3 separate regions of the Mus musculus genome follow, and regions 1 and 2 are each linked to region 3. The links are chromatin loops, found by intact Hi-C in ENCODE. Cell type or tissue: heart. All regions are shown on one strand. Region 1 holds the start of Nhp2 (NHP2 ribonucleoprotein). Region 2 holds the start of Hnrnpab (heterogeneous nuclear ribonucleoprotein A/B). Region 3 holds the start of Cdkl3 (cyclin-dependent kinase-like 3).

Region 1 (8,000 bases), 390 kb before region 3:
AAGGGAGGAAACCAACCACGATACCCCAGCTGGAGCACCCCTGGATGCCTTGCCACCCAGCGCCAAGGTGTCTCCTAGTCCCCTGATGCCAGCTTCTTGTAACTACAGAAGAGTAAAAGAGATGATTCATTTCTTGGGCTAAAGGAAATAGCTCCGTGGTTAAGAGCACAAATTCTCTCGAAGAGACTGCTACTGCTCTTCCAGAGGTCCTGAGTTCAGTTCCCAGCAACCACACGGTGGCTCAAAACCACCTGTAATGGGATCTAATGGCCTCTTCTGGTATGTCTGAAGACAGCTACAGTGTACTTTGAAATGTAACAAGTGCTTGTGATACCAAGGGAGTCTGAAGGCCAGCCTGCACAACATGTGCTCTCCCATGCAGCCTTCTGACCCTTCTGGCACACGTAAAGGAAATGATTCCTTTTTGGCAAATGAGAACCGGTTTCACAAGTTCTTGACGAATGCTTGCTTTTATCTAACTGCCAGGAATCCGCAGGTTGAGCTCATTCCTGAATATTCGGACTGCCTTTTGCCTTTTAGAGTTTGGAGAATTGGAGTTCCTCTGGGCCTGACAAACATAAATCTTTAAAAGAGAAAGAGATACTCCGTTTCAAAAATAAAGTCCAACCTTCTCTTTGGTAAACTCAGCAAAGGGGACAAAAGGGAGGCCAAATAAGTAAAGACAGCAGCCTCCCTGGCCGTTGTCCCCCCCAGCTGCACCAGAGCAGTCTTTTTGCTCTGATCATACCCTCGAGGCTTCTGGGTCCTCGTCCCTTAGCGGCGTGAAAGCCAGAGTCCAGGAACAACACCAGTTCCGCCCTTCCACCACCCAGCCCAGAAACCGGAAGAGGCGGGGAGAGGACAACCTACTGTCTGTCCCTCCTCCCTGCACAGCGGAGGGAAAACCAAAGCGGGTTTGCTCACCTCTGCACAGTCACCGAGCAAGCCAGCGCTCCCAAGCACAACAAGTGGCAGGGACAGGGTGCAAGAAAGTGGGGAGATTTGGGGTGTCGGTCAGTGGACGCTCAGTCTCCAGTCAACCCAAGAAAACTGCCAGACCCTATCTCCTGCTTCTTGAATTCTGGAGGCTGACTGAAGCCTCTTTCTGTGTCTACACCCTTCTGGGGAACTAGTCAGACTGCTTCTCTACTAGGAAGGCGGGACCTGGTTTACCCAGCAAAATAAAACACTGTTACTTTACCACCTTCTTATGTGGCCAAGAATGAAGCCAGATCCTCCTGTTTTAGGATTACAGGTGCAAGTCACCATATCCAGCTTTGTTTTTTTTTTTTTTTTTCTGGGACTTGAACCCAGAGCTTTGTCCATGCAAGCAAGCAGCCTACTGACCCAGCTCAACCCCATCTTAATTTTTTTTTTTTCTAAAGATTTACTGCGGGGCATGGTGGCGCACGCCTTTAATCCCAGCACTCGGGAGGCAGAGGCAGGCGGATTTCTGAGTTCGAGGCCAGCCTGGCCTACAAAGTGAGTTCCAGGACAGCCAGGGCTACACAGAGAAACCCTATCTCGAAAACCATTAAAAAAAAAAAAAAGAGTTGTCTTGATCATGGTGTCTGTTCACATATACCTACAAACATATGTATACAATACACATATACATATTATACAGACATATAGACAGACATATATACATATATACATATATACATTTGGTGGAGGAAGCAGAGCCCCTCAAACCACAGTTTATTCCTTCTCTCTGGCAATTTATACCTCCTTAGACAAAAGTTCTTTATAAAATTACCTCAAAGATGAAATGTTACATAAAAGGGGAGTTACAGAAGGATGTCGATAGTTCAAAGCAGTGCTTCATTCCATAAGCTCATTATGAGTTTAAAGCAACAGTGTCACATGGTCTTGCTTTATCATAGTGCACCCCTGTGGCTTCATCCTTGGACCTGACCTATAATCAGTGTTTTTCCTTGATCAGAAATCTGACCCAAGCCTATATTTCTCTTCTTAGTGAAACTTATGCAAGCTCACTGTATTCCTTATTATGCAGCCTTTACTTACTACTCAATGAGGAGGGGGCATTTTGGTTTTTTGAGACAGTGTTTCTCTGTATACCTCTGGCTGTCCTGGAACTCACTCTGTAGACCAGGCTGGCCTTGAACTCAGAAATCCACCTGCCTCTGCCTCCTGAGAGCTGGGATTAAAGGCGTGTGCCACCACGCCCGGCTTCACATTTTACTCTTGATTCTAACTTTATTACACCTTTCTGGCAAAACAATTAAAGCCATCTCCTTAAACTTTCTTCCTAAAATGATTTGAATCAAATCAACAACTCTATAAAGTCATTAATTCCTCTAAATAGCATTAATTCATGAAAGTTCACCTTCATGTTGATCTGTAGGAAATTTGAGCAAAAGGGTGGGCTAATACCCAGGAATCATTAAGCGATGTAATAGTGACAGAAAAGTCATATCGGCAGCAAGAAGCAACTGGGGCTGTGCCTCTCTGGCCATCTCAGCCGTGCAGAATGGTGAGCCATCTCCAGGAAACTCATTTGCTTGCCTTTTCTTTTTGATTTATTTATTTATTATATGTAAGTACACTGTAGCTGTCCTCAGATACTTCAGAAGAGGGCATCAGATTTTGTTACGGATGGTTGTGAGCCACCATGTGGTTGCTGGGATCTGAACTCGGGACCTTCGGAAGAGCAGTCGGAGCTCTTAACCACTGAGCCATCTCGCCAGCCCTTGCTTGCCTTTTCTAAATGGCTTCTGTCATATTTAAACCTTCTTAACCATATATCTATGGAATTTCTATTTAGTACTTTTGGATTAAGGTGGGCCTCAGGTAACTAATGCCACACAGAAAACAAAACCCACCGTTGATTGAGTCCACCCTGCAAACAGGGAGATGCCAGCCACAGCTAGCGGTAACTTCAGGGCTTTCCAGAAGGTGGCGATATAACAAAGGTAGTAGATTAGGACAGAAGCTGCCAGACCTCCTCCTCCTCCACCACCACCTCGAAAGTTCTGGGGAAGATGGAAGGCTGGGACCATCAAAGCTTGGGCAGTGGAGGAGCCACCTTTCTCCCCTGTCATAATATATAGGTATCCTCCTAACCCCTGTCATAATGTATGGGTATGTGCAGACCTAACATCAGAAGACAGGTGAGTCTCAGAAGTCACCCTCTCTGTCTCTCTAAACTAGGTCTCCCTCAGATTCAAATCAGCTGGCAAATATTAAGCATTTGCTGTTTAAATACTTGATTTCCCCACCATTTAGTAATCGCTTACTGAGACACATCCAGGCCTCCCTACAACCTAAAAAAGAGAGATGATTTCAATCTTTACTAGGCTACCCAGTGCTCCTTCCTCCAACAGCCTTCCCTGGTTCTGTCTTTCTTGGCAATTCAGAGAATGTATCCCAATCTGACATATCCTGGTCCTCTTGCTGCTGTCCAAGTGATGGCTTTTAGTGGCTGGAAATCATACTCAACTATCTCACAGGTCTCATAGTTGTCAATCAGGGATAGGTAAGTTCTGTGTCCTTCACAAAACACAGATCTAAATGTGGGCCTGATTTTTGGCATCTGGCACTCAGGATCCTCCTTCATATTCACCCTTACCAGCTTCAGTCCCTCTACGTCACAGAGCTGAGGTCCCCGTTTCCTGTTGCTCCAGGGTTCTCATTAGCTAGCTGGACTCTTCATCCAGCACATGTCACCTTCCTTCCTACCTTTCTGGTTTTTCAGATTTGCTTTTAACATTTAAGAACTTTTGATTGATTTATTTCCTGTGTGTGAGTGTGTTGCCTGAAAGCACATCTGTGCAGCACATGCACTCCTGAGGCCCTTGCAGATTAGACATTTCAGATCCCCTGGAACTGGAGTGGGTTTTTTTGTTTGTTTGTTTGTGTTTTTTTGTTTGTTTGGGGGGGGTTGGTTTTTGTTTTTTGGTTTTTATTCAAGACAGGGTTTCTCTGTATAGCCCTGGCTGTCCTGGAACTCACTCTGTAGACCAGGCTGGCTTTGAACTCATAAATCCACCTGCCTTTGCCTCCCAAGTGCTGGGATTAAAGGCATGCGCCACCACTGCCCGGCCTCTTTTTTTTCTTTTTTCTTTGCGGTTTTTTTTTTTTTTTTTTTTGGAGACTGTTTCTGTGTAATCCTGGCTGTCCTGAAACTCGATCTGTAGAACAGGCTAGCCTTGAATTCAGAGTTCCTCCTGCCTCTGCCTCCCAAATGCTGAGAGTAAAGGTATGCACCACTACTGCCCAGCGGAAGTCACTATGTAGACCAGGCTGACCTTACTGCCCAGCGGAAGTCACTATGTAGACCAGGCTGACCTGATCCACCTGCCCCTGCCTCCCCACTGCTGGGATCAAAGGTGTGCGGTTTATAGTTTGTGCAACAGGATCTAGGAGGGGGAAAAGAAAATATGAAAAAACTTTCAGGTGCGCCAGGCTTTACCTAACCAGCAGCAGCAGGTCACAAGGCAGGTCACAAGGAGCTCAGGGGACACAATCCCGTTGTGTATTTTCCTTCCACCCGCTCTTCAATCTCTCCGGGCCCCGCCTCTTTCCCTTTGGGCTCCGCCTCTTTCCCTTTGGGCCCCACCTCTCGGCCCCAGGCCCCGCCCCTTTCCCTCTGGAAACCCGGTTCTAAATTCGGCCTCCCTGGGATTCCCGCGGTGAAAATCCAAATCCCGTGCTTAGATTGACCTTTAACTCCGCCCCCATATCCAAAATCCCGCCCCTAGAGATCTACTTAGAGATTGGTCGGTGTAGAATATTTAGTTTCCCAATTGGTCACAGGGTAGAGCCACTTGAAAACCCGGAAGTGATGTCGGAGGCGGCGGCCGCGTGGTTCCTCTATGCCGGGACGGAGTTGTAGTTGCTAAGATGACCAAAGTAAAGGCCGCTCCCGAAGAGTCCGAGGCGCAGGCGGAGGGCTGCAGCGAGGAGCGCACGTACAAAGAGCTGCTGGTCAATCTGAACCCCATCGCGCAGCCCCTGGCTTCCCGCCGCCTGACGCGCAAGCTCTACAAGTGCATCAAGAAGGGTGAGGCGGGCGCGTGGCGATCGCGGTCCGGGACCGGTGACTTGGGCGGCCCGGGGTCGAGCCTCGTGAGCGAGGTGTCGGCTCACGCTTCTCTCTCTTTGTAGCTGTGAAGCAGAAGCAGATTCGTCGCGGGGTGAAGGAGGTTCAGAAATTTGTCAACAAGGGCGAGAAAGGGTAAGAACCCGGCTTCCTCTGGTTTTTAAGTTTTGTGTGGTTTTTATTTTTATATTCCAGTGCCGGGGATTGAACCTAGGGCCTTGTGCACGGTACACAAGTACTACGGCACTAAGTTTGGCTTATTAACTGGTTAAGAAGAAATTCCACCTACTCAATAAAGGTGAAGTTGACCAACCAGTCTAGCAGTCAACTCCCTTCACTACCAGTAAATGGAACTCCCAGTAAATGACAGGGAAGAGAATAGGAATCCAGCCCGTGTAAACTAGAGTCCTGATCATTCACTCTGTAGAACGGCACAACTTTTTCAGGCTCTAGGCAACGTGCTATATGTAGAGAGACATTTTCCCAAGTAGGGCAGGGGAGAATGCGGGCTAGCTTCCGAAGTATAGCTAGTTCAAGGCCGTCGTGGTCTATGGACAGGTCTCAAAACAAACAAAACTCCCAAAAGGAGAAAATGATAAGCCAGTGATAGGCCTTTAATCCCATCAGAGGCAGATCTCTTAAGTTTTCAGCCATGACTATGTATAGAGACCCTGTCTCAAAACAACAAAGGAAGAGAATGAATGAATGAAGGTTTATTTGGGGTGAGGGGGTGGAATCCTGAGAAGAGTAGGCTCTTGGACAGGGCAGTGTAGTGGCACTTACACAATGTAAGTGGTTACTCCTTTTAAGTGTATGACTGTTTTGCCTGCGTGTATATGTTGGTGCATCACTGGTGCCCTTGGCAACCAGAAGGCAAGGTGTAAGGTCTCCTTGGACTGGAGTTAGAAATGGCCATGCACCCCCAGAAATGGCTATGCATCCCCGTATGCCGGCTCTCCAGCCCTCCTGGGCTTTCTTTTTTTTTTTTTTTTGAGACAGGATTTCTCTGTGTAGCCCTGTCTGTCCTGGAACTCATTTTGTAGACCAGGCTGGCCTCAAACTCAGAAATCCGCCTGCCTCTGCCTCCGGAGTGTTGGAATTAAAGGCGTGCCCCACCATGCCCGGTTTTGTTTGTTGTTGTTGTTGTTGTTGTTTTCTTTTTCCCCCTCGTGGGCTTTCTAAGGTAGGTTTAGTGTTCTCAGAACAGAGTGCAAGCTGAGGCGTGACATCGAGGGAAGAATTAGGAGAGGCAAGTCAGACTTAGTAAGCTGTTATGGCCCAAGGCAGGTGATGGGCAGGAGCTACAGCTGAGGGATTTGAGAGACGGTGACATATAATGACTTTGCATGCTAGTTTGGGCTGTAGTGTGTGACTGCAGACAGACAGTGGAGGAAAGCCAGGTTTGTGTGAAAACATCTGAAGTGTGGTTTTTAGATACCTTTTATTACGTGTGGGTGCCTACTTGCATGTGTATGGACACATGTGCATCTGGTACCCATGTGAACACCAGCGGACAACTTGGAGAGCTGATTCTCTTCTGCCATTCAGGCCCCTGGGATTGAACTCAGGTGGCCAGGCTTGGCAGTGAGTGTCTTTACCCTCTGAGGCGTCCTGAGTTGACATGGAAAATGCCTTGGACATGCTCTGCTTAGCTATTCTACAGGCAGATGTTTTGGTAGGGCAGATGGGGGCTGGTAGCTTCAGGTGGCCCCTGGCACCATGATAGGTCAGGAAGGCAAGGAGAAAGGGACCACAAAGAAGGACAGCAAAGGAACAAGTGGAAAGGACCAGCCTTGTGCCAAAGGGAACGGAGTATGCAAACAGATGTCTACCACCCTTACACCGGGCAGATCTTCAGGACTTCTGGGTCTGGTACACTGACAGCTCTCAGCCATGGTTGAGGGCCCTGGCAAGCTTTCTCTTGGGACAGAGTCTGTGTGTTACTCAAACACTTAGGTGTGATCCCTGCCAGTCCTCTCAGCTTTGTTCTCTGACACCCCCCCCCCACCACACACACACACACTAGTTATCTATTGCAGAAGGCAACCAGCCCTTCAGTACCACCCTTGGCCTTATTCTGTCCCCACACCTGCCATTCTGGAATCATCATGGCACTCAAGTCTCTGTTCAAGGGTCATCTCCTGGTTGGAACATAACTGACTCTAAGGAGAGCCGAGTTCCTATTTCGTGGTATTTCTCCTGTACCTCATCTGTCCCAGCACTTCACCTCTAGTCACATTCGGTGGCATTTACATGCTGTCAAGTAGAGACCATGTCCCCAGAGGAATGCATTTGCCAAACATGACTTTGTACTCCTTTCAGAAGTTGAAGGCTAGTGTGGGGGTCCTTGGTTGGGGTGGGGCATTTTCTTGGACTCTGCCCTCACAGCCAGGCTGGAGATAGCTCTTAGAACTGAAAGGGAAAGAGACGGAGCAAAGGAGAACTGATGGTGCCTTCTCTTGTTGCAGGATCATGGTTTTGGCAGGAGATACATTGCCGATTGAGGTGTACTGCCATCTTCCAGTTCTGTGCGAGGACCAGAACTTGCCCTACGTCTACATCCCCTCTAAGACGGTGAGAAGCGCATGCCCACCCTGCCCCATTCCCATCTTGGCCCTAGGGAGGCTGTTTGAGGAATTATCTCAGGTGTTGGAATTCTTAGGTCTGGGTGGCTTGTTTTTCTTTTTGAGATGGCATCTCAGCTAGGACTAAAGTACATAGCACATGGCTGGCAGGCTTCCTTCCTGTAAGATGGGGATCGTCTGTATGCTAAGAATATTTGAACACGTGTAAAGGGTGTCAGAGACTTATATAACAGAGGTGAATATTTGAACATGTGTGAAGGGTGTCAGAGACTTTATATAACAGAGGTACTGCCCTGCCTACAGGGATACCCTCATAGGCCATGTGGGAATATTCAGTATTGGCTTGGAGG
Region 2 (8,000 bases), 400 kb before region 3:
AGGGCTACACAGAAACAAAAAAAGACCACTGCAAGTCTCATAACCTCTAACACTGAAGCATCTAGTCAACAGCTCTATTCACAGAAACCAGGCTTCCTCTTTGCCTCCTATACACCTGCTGTTTTCATTTTTATTAATGGTCCTTGTAAGTATAGTATATGGTGCCTACAGAAGCCACCAAAGAGCATCAGGTCCGTTGAAAAGTGCGTGGTTCTAGGTTGTAATACAGGTGGTTGTGAGCCTCTTGTGGGTGTTAGAGAAGGACCAGAGTCCTCCTGAAGAGCCAGCTGTTTCCAGTCCAGCATTTAAGGGCCAGACCATCCATCTATTTCAATCAGCATTGTGTGCTGTAGAGAAACCTAAGGTCTTACTGACCTAGAAGGATCTCACAGGTAGTCTAATGTAATCTATGCCTCCAAGAGCCAAAAGCAGGTGACAGTTTTGACACCTTACCTTGCTTCCACTGACAGTATGAAATTTCTTCTCCAGAACTTTCTTCACAGGATCTTCCTCTTTAAATGTAATAAAAACAAAACCCCGTCTTTTGTTCAACTTGGGATCTATTGGAAGCTCAATGGCCTCAATCTGTAAAAACATACAAAAGCCCAGGTTTAAACTGATACCCAAAACAATACTGAAAGGTCAGAACACCCCACTAATACTGCATCCAGGCAAGACCAACAAAGACCAAGAAGAAACAAGCCACCCTCACCTCCCCAAACTGGCCGAAGTATTCTCTGATCTTTTCCTCTGTGGCTTCAGGGTTTAGACCTCCCACAAAGATTTTCTTCACAGGGTCCTTCTTCATAGCCATAGCCTTTTTAGGGTCAATGACACGACCATCCAGCCTGTGCTCCTTCTGATCTAAGACCTGTGTAAAACAGAAATGTGTCAGGGTCTAAACACAAGTACATACCAAATGGGCTCAATTCTCTCTGGAGCTAAGCCAGACGGAGTTCCCAGCCCTATGTTCTTCCAAACCTCCCATACAGATAGATGATCATTTGAACACCTGTATCCCAGTCCTGAACAGTAGTCCCAACTTAAGACAAAGCAGCAGTGACAAAGAGCACATCTAGTGCTGAAATCCTCTCTACCCTATAAAGGCATGCACCTTCACTTTCTCTGAGATTTAGGATGCCATCCCTATGTACTTGGATTTAAATAACAACAAAAGCAAAAAAAAAAAAAAAAAAATCACACCTATCCTCATAGCAATCTCAGACTTTAATCCCTACAGTGCAGCATTTAACACCAAGCCCATGAATTGGCACAATAGAGTTAGTAAAGGAAGGCTGAAAAGGCAGCTCTCTAGTTCCTGCCCAGCTCCCTACCCTCCTGCAGGCTTCTCAGTAAGCTTTTTATAGTAGAATTGCAATCGCCCAGAATCACTCAATCTGTACTATCCCTCAAAACGACTCTAAGCTCACTCGTGGCAATCACCTCAACACTGCAATGCCTGAGTTCCTTAGGATTCAGAATCCTAGTAGATTGCTGTCAAATACCCAGCTTACCTTTTCCACACTAGAAGAATCTTTGAAGAGAATAAACCCAAACCCTCTTGATCGTCCAGTGTTGGGATCCATTTTTATTGTACAGTCAACAACCTCTCCAAACTTAGTAAAATAATCCTTTAAGTCTTTTTTGCTGGTATCCCAGCTCAGACCACCAACGAACATTTTTCTGCAAGTGAGAGACAAGACCACAAACCTTAGAAGCTGTAAAAGAATTCTGACACTTTTCCTGGCTGGGGAAGGGCTTATGGAGCCACAGTCCCATGGACCAGTCTGAGATGGTGCCCCCTTTCAAGTTAACCCTTGCGTCGCTCTGCAATCTCGACTCAACTGGAACTCACAGCTGAACGAGACTGTACAGCCACACACGGTACATACGGGACAAGAATGTGACCCATGACCCCTCACGAGTTTAAAATCAGCGTGCCCTGCACTCATGAATCTACTTGAGCTCACGGCCTCCCAAGTACCTGCCCCAAGGAACTCTGGGTTTCCCGGTGCCAAGACCGCCCCAGGGTTCAGGCTGGAACTCCGCCCCTCGACTCGCGGCAGGCTAGGCCCGGCCCGCTGCGCGCCAACTCCGCCTACGCAGCAGAGACGCAGCCCTCGCGGCCCGATTCGCGATCCGCCGCTTTTCCTCTTCCGGGGCCGCCCGCCCCGAGGCCCGAAGTAGCCCAAGCACCGCGCGAGCGGCCCAGATCGGCCTCACAGTCGACCCCGCAAACTCCTGCAAACTCCGAGGCGCGTAACCGCGCCCGGGCCAGGCGGCAAGCGCGCCAGGCAGGCACAGCTCCGCGGGCCGCCCGCCCCTCCCCCCGCCGCGTGGCGCCAACAAAAGACGGCCCCAGAACAAAGGCGGCGGCCCGCGGCCGCACCTACCCCGCGTCCTCCTCGTTCTTGCTGGCGTTGATCTGGTCGCCCTCCGCGCCGTTCTGGTTCCCGCTCGGTGCGGTCGTGGTCCCGCCCCCAGACCCGGCCGAGGCCGCGGGGGCCGCGGCAGCCGCGCTGGGCTCGACCGGGGCCTCGCCTTCGGGGGCGGCCTCGTGTCCGTTCTCGGTGGCGCCCGTCGTCTCCATGGGCTGCTCCTCAGCCGCGTCCGACATGGTCGGCCAGGCCGCAGCGGCTACTGCAACGAGCGGCGACAGCGCGTCAGGCCCCGCGGCGCTCCCCGAGCTCCCGCCCACCGCCCGCGGCCGGGCCGCTCACCTCGCCGCCGATGACGCCGCGAGGCCCTACTCGCCGCAGAAGGCGACGCGCGGGCTTGGCCGCGGTCACGCTCGCACCCCCGAGGGCTCGTCCGCAGCCACTGACTATCGCTCCGCTCGGCCGCCGCCGTACACTGCCGATAAAGAAGACCTTAACTCCGTCCCGCGCGGTGCCACCGCCTGACAATGCCAACTCGTGGAGCTCTTTATAATGCCGAAGCCGGGCACCACCTCGTAACAACGGATACTCTCATTGGGCAAAGCGAACCGCCACTCACCATTGTCCTAGCATCTTATTGGCTGCTTCTGCGCGCGCGCTCTAGATCCGGGCGGGCTTTGTCCTCATTTTAGAACGCGCGCGAGTCGGAGAACTGTCTACGGTTCCGGTCACCGGGCGAGCACGTCCAATGTCCCCAGCTGCCCGGGGTACACGGCAGTCTGTCATCCTATCCCTACATCCTATTCTACACTAGCAACCCCGGCCTCCCAAAAGAGGAGAATGAGCCGGAGGAAGTCCCCTAAATCCAAGGTCGCCCGGAGAAAGGAGCCTAATCTTGGAGTGCTCTAATCTACGGAGTGCTGCGGTCATCGGAGGCCTTCAGCACAGCCTGCTCCTAAACCTCGGCATCCTGAGATGCCAGGGCTCCTGCCCTCTTCAGTGAGCTAGCTGGGGCCATCCATGGAGGCCTGGCGCAGTGAACGTTGGACCGTAGTATTTCCAGTGTCTGCTTGACACCCATAGATACTTAATATCGCATTAGTGTTTAGCTTTGCCTTTAATTTTTATTTCTTTCCTTTGGTTCCGTTTTGTGTTTTTTGAGACCAAGTCTGGTATCCTCCGACTGGCCTTGAACTCTTGACCCTCCATTTTCACCCCCTCAGTGCTGGAATTATGTGCTGCACCACCACTGTGCCTAGCTTAATTTCACTGATTTTTAGATGATCCTAAATGGAAAAATTAAGAGTCTTTTCATGTAGCCCCAGGATATGATTACAGACATGTGTCACCCTGCCTAGTCTGACAACTTGCTTTTGGAAAAATAGCCCTGTTAAATGAGGTTATGGTAAAGAGGGGTAGTTTTCTTTTAAGCATTGACCATAAAACTTTAAAGGCCTGGGTTAGGCCATGATTCCTGTGTATGTGTGCATACGTTTGTGTTGAGTGTAAGTTCTATGCCCTGAGTGTGTAAATCAGACAAGGTATCAATCTTCACTTTCCATTTTGTTCTTTATAATTTTTTTTTCCTTTAAACAAACTAGCTGGCCCACAACTTCATTTTTAGACCTAGGCTGGTCTTGAAGTCACAGAAAACTGCCTGCCTGCCTTCTAAGTGCTGGAATTAAAGGTGTGAGTCATCCAATGGATGGATGGATATAGATAGATAGATAGATAGATAGAGATATATATAGATTTTTTTTTTTGAGACAGGGTTTCTCTGTATAGCCCTGGCTGTCCTGAAACTCACTTTGTAGACCAGGCTGGCCTCCAGGCAAATGGTCTCACAAGCTTTGGAGATTCTCTGTCTCCTCCCACATTGATGGAGTAAGCTGAAGTTAGATTTGTGCTCCCCTGTTCAGCTGTGGGCACTGGAGTCCTGAACTCAGGTCCTCATGCTTGTGCCCACGTGGCCCACTGAACCCTCTCCAGATCCAGAACCTCTTGCCTCTTGACTTTTTTTTTTTTTGGTTTTTCGAGACAGGGTTTCTCTGTGTAGCCTTGGCTGTCCTGGAACTCACTCTGTAGACCAGGCTGGCCTCGAACTTAGAAATCTGCCTGCCTCTGCCTCCCGAGTGCTGGGATTAAAGGCGTGCGCCATCACACCCTGCTTTTATTTTATTTTTGAGACAAGGTCTTTCTACACATCCCTGGCTGTCCTGGAATTCACTATGTAGGGAAAGGCTGGCTTTAAATTTACAGAGATCAGTGTGTCTCTGACTCCTGAGCACTGAAAGGTGAGAAAGTGAGTGTTTTTCAAGACAGGACGTCTCTGTGTAGTCCTGGTTGTCCTGGAACTCATTCTATAGTACGGGCTGACCTCAAAGTCACAGAGATTTTATTTATTTATTTATTTATTTATTTATTTATTTATTTATTTATTTATTTATGTTTGGACTGGGTCTCACTGTGTATCTCATGCCCAGATTGTCCTTAATTTCCTAGGCAAGTCTCTGTCCAATCAGTCTGACAAGATTAGCTATCACTGACTTGCTAGGAAGCCTCTCACATACAACCATTTTCCTCTATTACCACCCTAGTCTTCCCCCAACAGCAATGAGGACCAGAGTTATGGCCACAAGAGTTGATGAGAAAAGCCACCCAAACAATGATGACAACTCAGGAAATGAGGCTCAAATCATTTAAGAATACAGAATCTAGGCAGCTAGCTCAGTCAGTAAAGAGAAAACATGAGGACCAGAGTACACATCCCAGGACCTTTGTAAAACAGCTGAGTGTGAAGTCCAGTGGGTGTGCTGGTGTAGGACTTTCAGAATCACAGCACTTGGGAAGCAGAGGCAGATGGAGCTCTCTAATCAACAGAAGCAAATTCCAGACCAGCTAGGATTACACAGCAAGACCTTGTCTCAGAAGAAGAGGAGGTGAGGAGCAGGAGGAGGAAGAAGAGGAAGAGGAGGAGAAAGAAAAGGAGAAAAAGGAGATAGGGTGGCAGCAGCTGGGTGTGTTTTGAGTATGTTGGGGCTGGAGAAATGGCTCAGCTGTTAAGAGCATGAATTGCTCTTACAGAGGATCACTTTCAATTTCCCAACCATCTGTAACTCCAGTTCCAGGGGATCTGATGCCTTTTTTCTGACTTCCTTGGGTGCCAAGAACATATGTGGTGCATAATATATATGCAGAGTAAACACTCGTGCACATAAAATAAAAATAAAAAAAGTTGAACATGGCAACACTTATCTCTGTCCCTACAGTGGTGAGAGTGGAGACAGGCAGGTCCCCAGAGCTCACTGGCCAGCCTCTAGCCAACCAATGAATGGGGGAACACCACACTCAGTGGAAGACTTTGTCTCAAAAGATAAGTTGGCAAAGGTGCTGAGAACAAAATTCAGTTGATTTGCCCTTTGCTGAACCACCAAAAGCAAACAAACAGGAAAAAGATAAGGTGGGGCACACTGGGGGAGACGCCCAGTCTTGCCCTCTCCCCTCCACACACAGACACTGGATGCACAGGTGCAAGTGCGCACAAAGAGCAGCCTCCAGACAGACCTGGGGGGCACACATTTTCTTACCTACAAGGATTCATTAGCACAGCTCTTTGTTTTTTGGTTTGGTTTGGTTTTTGGTTTTTCGAGACAGGGTTTCTCTGTGTAGCCCTGGCTGTCCTGGAACTCACTCTGTAGACCAGGCTGGCCTCGAACTCAGAAATCCACCTGCCTCTCAATTGCTGGGATTAAAGGCATGCATCACCACTGCCCAGAAATACTTTCAATGACATGAATTTTGACGATATCTTTGGGGAAGTGTTTCACAGCTCATAAAAATAGACACTGCAGGGGACTGGTGAGATGGCTCAGTGGTTAAGAGCACTGACTGTTCTTCTGACGGTCCTGAGTTCAAATCCCAGCAACCACATGGTGGCTCACAAACATCTGTAATGAGATCCGATGCCCTCTTCTGGTGTGTCAGAAGACAAGTGTATAATAATAAATAAATTTTTAAGAAAAAAAAAATGGGGGGCTGGAGAGATGGTTCAGAGGTTAAGAGCACTGACTGCTCTTCCAGAGGTCTAGAGTTCAATTCCCAGCAACCACATGGTGGCTTATAACCATCTTTAATGAAATCTGGTGCCGTCTTCTGGTCTTTAGGCATACATGCAGGAGAGATGCCTCAGTGGGTAAGAGCACCCGACTGCTCTTCCGAAGGTCAGAAGTTCAAATCCCAGCAACCACATGGTGGCTCACAACCATCCGTAACAAGATCTGACTCCCTCTTCTGGTGTGTCTGAAGACAGCTACAGTGTACTTACATATAATAAATAAATAAATCTTTAAAAAAAATGGACACTGCAATTATTGGTCCCTAAAAAGCATGTTTTGTAGAGCATGAGAGATGGCTCCGGGGATGAGAGTACTTGCTGCTGTTCCAGAGGACTTGGTTGGTTCCCAGCACCCACATTTTGTGGCTGATAACTATATTTAACACCAGCTCTAAGGGATCCTAAGCATCTAACCTCTGAGGGCTTAAATTCTGTACATACTCACATAAACATAATTTAAAACAATGGAAAATTAAACTTTTTAAGACTTTTTTTATTTTATCTACACATGACTTGTTTTGCTTACATGTTAGTGTGTGCAGCGAAAGGTGTCCGAACTGCTGAAACAGATGGTTGTTAGTCACCATACGGGTGCTGGGCAGTGAACTTGGGTCTTCTGGAAGAACAACAAATGCCAGTAATCATTGAACCATCTCCTCAGCTCCCAATAGAAATATATATATATATAGTGTATATAGTGTATATATAGTGTATATATATATATATATATATATATATATATATATATAATATGTATAGAAATATGTACATATATTTCTATGTATGTACATATATATTTCTCAATATATGTACATATTTCTGTATATATGTAAATATAAATAAATAAAAAAATAAGCTGGGCGTGGTAGCGCACGCCTTTAATCCCAGCACTTCAGAGGCAGAGGTAGGCTGATTTCTGAGTTCAAGGCCAGCCTGGTCTACAGAGTGAGTTCCAGGAGAGCCAGGGCTACACAGGAAAAACTCCGTCTTGAAAACAAGAGGGAGATGGAAAGATTTTTGCAGGGTGGTGGTGGGACTCTCTATGTATTCCTGGGTGGCCTGGGACTTGCTATGTAGACCAGGATAGTCTCAAAGGTATAAGCCTTTGCCTCCCTGGTTCTGGGACAAAAGGTTTGTGCCACCATAGCTGACTTCAGGTTTATCCTTAGGGAGCTAGAGAGAGAGCTTATCAGTTAAAAGCACTTGCTGCTCTTACAGAGGACCTGGATTTGGTTGCCAGCATCTACCTAGTGGCTTTAAAACATCTAATTCCAAGGAATCTGCTGCTCTCTTCCGCCCTCTGGTAGCACCAGGTATGAATGCAACACGCATTCATACACATAAAATGATCTTTTGATTTGTGTTTTGAGAAGCTGAGGTTACAGGCAGTTACCCACTTGGCAGGCAGTATGTACTTCTAATCACTGAGCCATCTCTCCAGCCCAGATAACTCAAGTTGATTCAGCCAGGCACCCCGACAACCCCTAGAAGGATCTTAGGATTCATGC
Region 3 (8,000 bases):
GGTAGAAAGCAGTAGTAATTGGGAAACTGAAAATGTGTACAGAAATGGTGTTAGAAATAAGTCAGAGGAGTAGTGAACGCTGAGTATGTGGCTTACTACCGAGCTAAGCCCTCTATCCAAAAACGATCTTGTCCCCGGTTTAAGGATTATGTCGACTTTGAGGTCGAAATCGGTTGCATGGAATAGTAACGAAGCACTGGCAAACTGTAGCCCCATAAGTGTTCCGTAGATCCAATTATCTCCGTCAACCTCCTAGAACCGGGCACAAGTAAGGGACCAGTAACCACCCAGGTGACAAAACGCTCTCTTGCCGGGCGAAAGCCTCCAGGCGTTCATTCTGCTATAAAATGCCCCGCTCTCCCTCATCCCCACCCCCCACCCCCACCCCCACCTGCAAGCACGCGGGCCTCCTACGTCCCTCCCCCTTCCCCTTGGGTCTATCTTCCGCTTCGTGTCACTTTCCCTTCCGGGTCAGGACCTCAGCAATTTCCAGTCTTGCGTACTGTGCTCGGAACGCGGCAGTGCCCCGCCCTCACCCCGTTGCCAGGGCGTCCGGCTGCCCCGAGCCGGCAAGGTCGGCCAGGAGAGGAGGTGTGGTGTCCCGGGCCGGCTGGGACTTGCACGCAGCCGGGCCGGCGGGACTACAGGATGGGCTGAGGCGGCGGTGGTTCTCAGGACGAGGTCGACAGCGCGGCGAGACGGGCCACTCGGGTTGGGGCTGCACAGACTGCGTGTTTGAGGAGAGGGCAGGACGTATGGGTGACTAGTGCTGAGGTGGGAGTCCCCACGCTTGGTGGACCGTGGCTCCTAACAAGGGACCCGCAGTGTTGTTAGCGGGACTTTTTAGTTTGGCTTCCATTGTTCCTGAAAGGGGACCTCAAATTGTAAATCCCGTATTCTAAAAGGATGCCTGAGTTAAACGCATATCAGACCTCTTTTATTTCTCAATCCCGGTCTACACAAAATGCTAGATTAATGAAGGACATCCTGCGTTCTGGTGAAAGTTGGAGCTTCTTAGACAATTTAAGAGTTCCCTCGAGCAGGCTCTGCTGTAGCCGGCACTCCTAGTTTTTGTTCTTATATCCGAAAGTAGGGGATTATCTCTAAGCATTATAGAGCTTGTATAATTGAAAGTGTGAACGTTTAACGTTTTCTTTCTTTATTTCTGTGAAGTAGAAGCCAGGCTTGAAAATGGAGATGTATGAAACCCTTGGAAAAGTGGGAGAGGGAAGTTATGGAACGGTCATGAAATGCAAACATAAGGACACTGGGCGAATAGTGGCCATTAAGATTTTCTATGAGAAACCAGAAAAATCTGTCAACAAAATTGCAACGAGAGAAATAAAGTTTCTAAAGGTTTGCTTCTTTTGCCTTTTATTATATATATTTTTTCTTGTTTTCCCATTGGGACCTATCTTGCTATGCAGCCCAGGCTGTCTTGAAATGCTTTATTTTTTTCCAGGGCTAAGATTTACAGGCCTACATTGAAACACCCATCTTCTTTTTCCTTGATTATTTAAGTCAAAAGAGAAATTGTTATGGGATAAAAATAAAATATATGAAAGAATGTTTCCATTAACAGATAAACTAAGACCTGTCATAGAGAAACCCTCATTGTCTACAATCTGTACTTTTTTATTGATATAAGATTGTGTGCTTGTGTATAACAATTATGCTAGTATTGTAAAATCATTCAAAACTATTCAAGTATAATACTTAGTAAGGATGTCTGCTTTGTACAAGGGATTGTGGAAAACGATGAGAGTAGGAAGAAGGAAAAAAAATTTTTTTTGCCAGGTATTGGGGTGCAAACCTTTAATTCCAGTACTGGAGAGTCAGAGACAGGTAGATCTCTGAGATTAAGGCCAGCTTGGTCTGCAGAGTGAGTTCTAGGACAGCCAAGGCTGTTAAACAAAGAAAACCTGTCTTGAAGAAAAAAAAAATGTTCCTTAGTGGCATAACTATGCAGGAGGGTATAGTAAAATAACCCTGAATAAGAGTGGTTCACGCTGAGCCAGAGAGATGGCTCTGTGGTTAAAAGCACTTCCTAGACTAGAGTCATTTCCTAGCACCCCACATCAGCAGGTTCACAACTGCCTGTAACTCCAGCTCCCAGGGATCCTGTACCTACTTCTGGTTTCCAGAGACACCTGCAGGCATGTGCATACAATCACATACCCACACAGGCTTTTTTGTTCATTTGTTGTTTATTTAATGGTTAATATTAAATCCCACCAATTCCCGTTTGATGGGGAAGGATTTTGTTTGTTTGGTTGGTTTGTTTTGTTTTGTTTTAAACAGAAAATAGGGTATGTACTTGTCCTTGAATGATGTACAGCAGTGGGATAGGATGGAGATACTTCCAGGTTAGGGGAACAGCAGTAAGGTCAGAAAGACTAAAACAGGACAGCAAGAATGGGAAGAAGAAGAGCAGATACTTGCTCTATGAGTTTCCTGTATAGAATTAGAAAGAAGTGTGATTAAAGTGTAGTAAATTGGAAACAGAAAGTGTTTTAGTCTAAGAAGTCAAAACTTGGTTTGGGGGCTTGCTAGTATCATGAGGCCGTTAAAGAGTCAGAGATGCCCTGAAGTCCAGAGAACACTGCAGTTGATGTGAGTTGGAAGAGAGGTTGAGAACTAGCTCAGTTGTGGAAATGTTGACTTGGAGGTGACAGGGATCTGTAACTGAAGGCTATTAAGCTTTTACAAGCAGCAACAGTATCGTATCGGGGAGCTCCAGGCACTGCAGGGGTGCTGGGTCTACCAGACCAAAGAGCTGAGGCAGTCAAAAGAACATGCACGTTCCTAGGAGAGTCCAGAGCTAGAGACTGAAACAAACCAAACAAAACCCGACTCTTTTCTATTTGCTTCTACACTCTCTCCTATGTTATCTGCAGTCTATCATTTTAACTTTGTATCTGTTTACACTGCTGAATTCTAAAAAATGGCCTCATGATACTAGCAGCATTCCTGAGTTAGGTTCTTACCAGACCCCCTTAGTTTTCAACCTAATACATTCTACAGACCACTGCTAATAAAATATAATTTTCTAGTCCCTGGAATGTAGGGACATTAGTTTCTTACCTTGAGACTGAAGTCTAGGTGTTTTATATGTGATGAAGATCATAGCTATTCCTGCCATCTTCATCTGGTACAAAAGAAGCATTTTCCTTTTTAATCTCTATTAGATAATATAAGTCAATTTGCTTCTAACTAGAACACTATACTAGCACCTGTAGACAGTCAGAACTGCTCTATTCTAGACTGTATGAAGGAAAGATTAAAAGCTAATAAAGGTAATTTTGTACTATGAGAGACATCAGTCCCTGCCTTATGAAATGAATCAGCACTGTCGGGTCATTTGTGCTCCTTAAGTGAGAAATAGAATTAGGAGATAATTAGTAGCCTAGAGGAGTCCATAGCTAGAGACTGGAACTAAGGGGAAGAAGCCTCCAAATACAAATTTTCTAGTCACTGGAATCTAGGGGCATTAAGGTTTCTTGCCTTGAGACCAGAGTCTAGGTAAACTGGGTATCCTGCCTCCACCTCTCTAGCAGTGAGATTACGTGCAGCACCATGCCTGCTATGTCTTAATTTTTAAAATACATTTATTGTGTGTGTTCATACACATCAACAGCACACAGGTAGAGGACAAAGGGTAGCTTGCTAAAATTGGAAGGCTCTCACGGACTGAACTCAGGGTGACGGGCTTGACAGCAAGTGCCTGTACCCCTTGAGCCACCCAGTTTTATGTGGTGCTAGGGATCGAACCCCATGCTTTGTGCATGCTAGATAGCACTCTACCAGCTGAGTAACAGTTCCAGCCCCTGCATAATAATGTTTATAAAAGTAACCATGAGGGGCTGGTGAGATGGCTCAGCGGGTAAAAGCACTGACTGCTCTTCCGAAGGTCCTGAGTTCAAATTCCAGCAACCACATGGTGGCTCACAACCACCCGGAATGAGTTCTGATGCCCTCTTCTGGTGCATCTCAAGACAGCTACAGTGCAACTAGTTATAATAATAAATAAATCTTTAAAAAAAAGAAAAAAGTAACCGAGAGTGACAGGAACCCTGAGATAAGCCTGAAAACATTTTATTGTTATAAATGCACACAAATAACTTGAGACAGGGTCTCACTATGTATCCCTGGATGTTTTGGAATTTGCTATGTAGACTAGGCTGCCCTCAAATGCACATATTTGCCATGTCTGACATATGCAAATTATTTTAAGACACTTTATTTCCTTTGTTGTTGTTTGTTTTATAAGAGAGAGTCTCACTATGTAGCCCTAGCTGCCTTGGAACTTCTTTTGTAGAACAGACTACTAATTTACAGAGAGAAATCTACCTGCCTCTGCCTCTTGAGTGCTGGGATTAAAGCCATGTGACACCATTAGCAAGACAATTTAAACTCCTCTGACTGACTGGCCTGGCTCAGCTGCTTCCCGTCTCTCCCTACCTTTCTTCCTTTAAAAGAGTTTTAAACTTAAAATAATTTCACTTTATGTGTGTGGGTGCTTTGCCTGCATGTATGTCTTTGTACCATGTTCATGAGTGCCCACGGAGGACAGAAGAGGACAGAAGATGTCTCATTCCCTGGAACTAGAGCTGCAGATGGCTGTGAGCCTGGTTTAGACCAGAGCCCTAGGGACTAGAGCATTGACTTAGAGTTAAGAGCATTTGTTGCTCTTTCACAACACACAGTGAGTTTAAGGCTAGTCTGCACCTGGATTTGATTCCTAGAACCCATAGATAGGGTGAAATCTGATTTTCTCTTCCGACTTCCCTGGGCATCAGACATGAACCTGGTGTATGGACATCCATGCAAGTAAAATAGTGGATTTCACACACAGAATAGCCAATAAATGTAAAAAAGCCAGAGTCCTCTGGAAGAGCAGCCAGTGCTCTTAGCTGCTGCTTCGTCTCTCCAGGCCCCTTCCTTTTCTTTACACAAAGTGTTACTGCATAGTCTAGACTAGCCTTAAACTCACTGTGTAGCCCAGGCTAGATCAAACTCTTCCTCATTCTGCCTCAGCTTCTGGAGTTCTGGGGTTCAGGCATGTGCCGCCACCACTACTATTCAATTTAACATAGTCTAGTGAGAGGTTTCTTACACTTGTTAATATTCTTAACCTAAAATGATTGTCCAAAGAACTCAATTTTAACTAAATTTTAGAATCTCATTAAACAACCAATAGAGCAGTGAGAATATTTATGGAAATGTTGTCTAGTAATAGCAAAAAAGATAATGAAGTACACTGTTTTAAAGATTTATCTAGTACATTTAAAATGAACGTTTCTGCTGTTTCTCTGTGTATCCCTGACTGTCCTGGAAACTCATTTTGTTGACCAGGCTTGCCTCAAACTCAGAGCTCCGCCTCACAATCTCTGGACTGGAGTGTTACCACCCCTGGCTCTCTACTGCCTCAGCTGTTTTGTCTTTAAAGACCAAGGGCTGGAGATATGGCTTGGGCGTTGTTTGTTTGTTTGTGTTTGTGTTTTTGTTTTGAGACAGGGTTTCTCTGTATAGCCCTGGCTGTCCTGGAACTCACTCTGTAGACCAGGCTGGCTCGAACTCAGATATCCGCCTGCCTCTGCCTCCCAAGTGCTGGAATTAAAGGCGTGCGCCACCACCGCCTTTATGCCTGGCTATGGCTTGCATGTTAGGAACACGTGTTCTTGCAGGAGACCTGGATGCTATTCCCAGCACCCAAATGGTAGCTCACAACCATTTGTAACTCCAGTTCCAAGGCTGGGCACCAGGAATGCACATGTGCACAGACATACATGCAGAGCAGACAGGAAGCCAGGAGACAATACTGAATTCCCCAGAGGCACCTAGTATGAGTGCTGGAAACTGATTTCAGGTCCCCTACAAGGGCAGCAAGTGTTCTTTATCACTGAACCATATCTCCAGCCCAGATTTTTTTGTTTTTAAAATTAATTTTTGATTGTATGAAATGAGGGTCTCGCTGTGTTGCCCAGGCTGGCGTCAGATTCATTTTCCTGTTTTAGCTTCCCAAGTAGCTGAAACAAAGGGTGTTTTTTGTTTAGTAGATTGTAGAATAGATAATGAATAAAAATACCATAAATACTTGTATATTTATGTCATTTCTATGTCATTTCACATATTTGCAGATATTTGAAACATTTTGATACTCTATTATCAAGTAGATTCATAAATGATGCCTAGAACTTATGGTTTATCCTCAGGATTTAAGACCAAAATTAGAGAATAAGTTGTGTAAAACTAAAGCACATCTTAACAATATTGAAGTCCATGCTTGGAGAGATGGTTCAGTGCTTAGAGCCCTTGTTCTTGCAGAAGTTCCAGGTTTGTTTCCCAGCACCCACATGGTGGTTCACAACCATCCTTAAATCCAGTTCCAGGAGAACTAGCATCACCCTCTTCTGATCTCTGGAGATGTCAGGCATATACATGGTATGCGTATACACCTGCAAACCAACACTCACACAAAAGAATGTGAAAGCCCATGCTCATGTGAGTACATGAGGGCCTTAGTGGCTAGGTCTAGCTCAGCTCAGCATGTGAGAAGATCCCATGTTCAATTTCCAGAAAACAAACAACTGTACATTAATGTGGTGGCTCATATTTGAAACTCCAGCACTCCAGAGGCTGAAACAGAAAGGTAGTGAATTCTGGGCTAGGTGGGATACATAGCAAGCCCTTGTCTCTAAAAATCAAAATAAAAACAACTACAAAAATAACCAACATAAAACAAGGTGCATTTTATTTTATTTATTAGTTTTTTGTTTTGTTTTGAGTTTATTTCTTTTTTCTTTTATTCCCTAGAGCTGAGGACTGAGCCCAGGGCCTTGGGCTTGCTAGGCAAGCACTCTACCACTGAGCCAAATCCCCAACTCCTTGTTTTGTTTTGTTTTGTTTTGTTTTCTTTTGTTTTGTTTTGTTTTGTTTTGTTTTGTTTTAGACAGTCTCACAGTGTAGCTCTGCCTACCCTGAAACTCCTATGTCCACCAGGTTGGCGCTGGATTCATGGAGATTGTCCTGCCTCTGCCTCTCAGGTGCTGGGATTAAAAGCCTATGCCACCGTGCCCAACTCAATAATTCCTTTTAAATGTCATGTGTTACGTACAAACCAAATTAGAGATGGCAGGACATTTCTTACCGAATTGTGGTACACTAGTTGTAAATTATTTTAATAAGCAACCAGATGGCAACATGTCTCACCTTTTTCTACAGAGAGCAAGAAATCACTTACAGTCATTTTTACACATTAAGAATGTGCCAAGCCAGTTGAGAGCTTCTGTTGAAAGAAAAGAAACTGAAACCACGTTTGTTTCATTTCAAAAGTATATAGGTGTTTGTTTGATTTACAACTTTATTTAAATTCTTGTTTCTTTTGTCAATAGCAATTTCGGCATGAAAACCTGGTCAATTTGATTGAAGTTTTTAGACAAAAGAAGAAAATTCATTTGGTATTTGAGTTTATTGACCACACGGTCTTAGATGAGCTGCAGCACTACTGTCACGGACTAGAGAGTAAGCGGCTGAGAAAGTACCTCTTCCAGATCCTTCGCGCCATTGAGTACCTGCATAATAATAATGTAAGTGCTTCAGAGTGAGCCCGCTGGGCCCGGGGTGACTCACAAGAGCCGCGGGGATAGTCCTATTTTTAAGAAGGCTGTTAGCATTTTTCTATGTATAATACTAATAGACATCCTAAAAAAACAAGGAGGGGTGGGGTATTGCCTCTCAGTTTATTTACAGAACATAAAAGCATTTTTTGAATACTTGGTAATTGCATTTATAAGTAGATTGAGTCTGGGGTGTGGTTAGTTTCACATGAGCTGTGACCAGAATACTGAGAGGATAACATAAAGGGAAGAATTATTTGTTTTGTCTCGTGAATTTAGAGGTTTTGGCCCATAATTCTCTTGGAGCATCATGGCTGCAGGAACACAGAGCCGTGTGCTTGTCTCACGGTGGACAAGGAACAGAAAGAGAAAGGGCCCCAG

Evidence for each region. A loop is a pair of places that touch in the nucleus more often than their neighbours do. Peaks named below come from ENCODE experiments on the same cell type or tissue, not always from the same donor. Only the 100,000 strongest peaks of a DNase experiment are listed, where the experiment ranks them.
Region 1: it touches region 3 in a loop (2.3-fold over the local background); 3 of 42 quality-filtered maps call a loop at or near these places.
Region 2: it touches region 3 in a loop (2.7-fold over the local background); 4 of 42 quality-filtered maps call a loop at or near these places.

What each region holds. Positions count from the first base shown.
Region 1 is chr11:51,614,952-51,622,951 of GRCm38, forward strand. Nhp2 (NHP2 ribonucleoprotein) reads left to right here and starts at 4,822. Exons shown (of 4, transcript NM_026631.4): 1 at 4,822-5,026; 2 at 5,131-5,200; 3 at 7,534-7,639. The coding sequence starts at 4,867. In heart, CTCF peaks have their summits at 875, 2,912 (motif pointing right) and 4,752; DNase peaks (open chromatin) are centred at 840, 2,960 and 4,700; H3K4me3 peaks cover 3,310 bases; H3K27ac peaks cover 2,967 bases.
Region 2 is chr11:51,603,947-51,611,946 of GRCm38, forward strand. Hnrnpab (heterogeneous nuclear ribonucleoprotein A/B) reads right to left here and starts at 2,935. Exons shown (of 8, transcript NM_001048061.1): 1 at 2,721-2,935; 2 at 2,394-2,640; 3 at 1,515-1,683; 4 at 713-871; 5 at 454-585. The coding sequence starts at 2,617. In heart, no CTCF peak of the experiment used is centred here; DNase peaks (open chromatin) are centred at 2,095 and 3,005; H3K4me3 peaks cover 3,386 bases; H3K27ac peaks cover 2,292 bases.
Region 3 is chr11:52,003,737-52,011,736 of GRCm38, forward strand. Cdkl3 (cyclin-dependent kinase-like 3) reads left to right here and starts at 485. Exons shown (of 14, transcript NM_001166654.1): 1 at 485-774; 2 at 1,177-1,356; 3 at 7,395-7,589. The coding sequence starts at 1,192. It also overlaps a transcript of Ube2b not described here. In heart, a CTCF peak has its summit at 3,989 (motif pointing left); a DNase peak (open chromatin) is centred at 465; H3K4me3 peaks cover 1,571 bases; H3K27ac peaks cover 1,459 bases.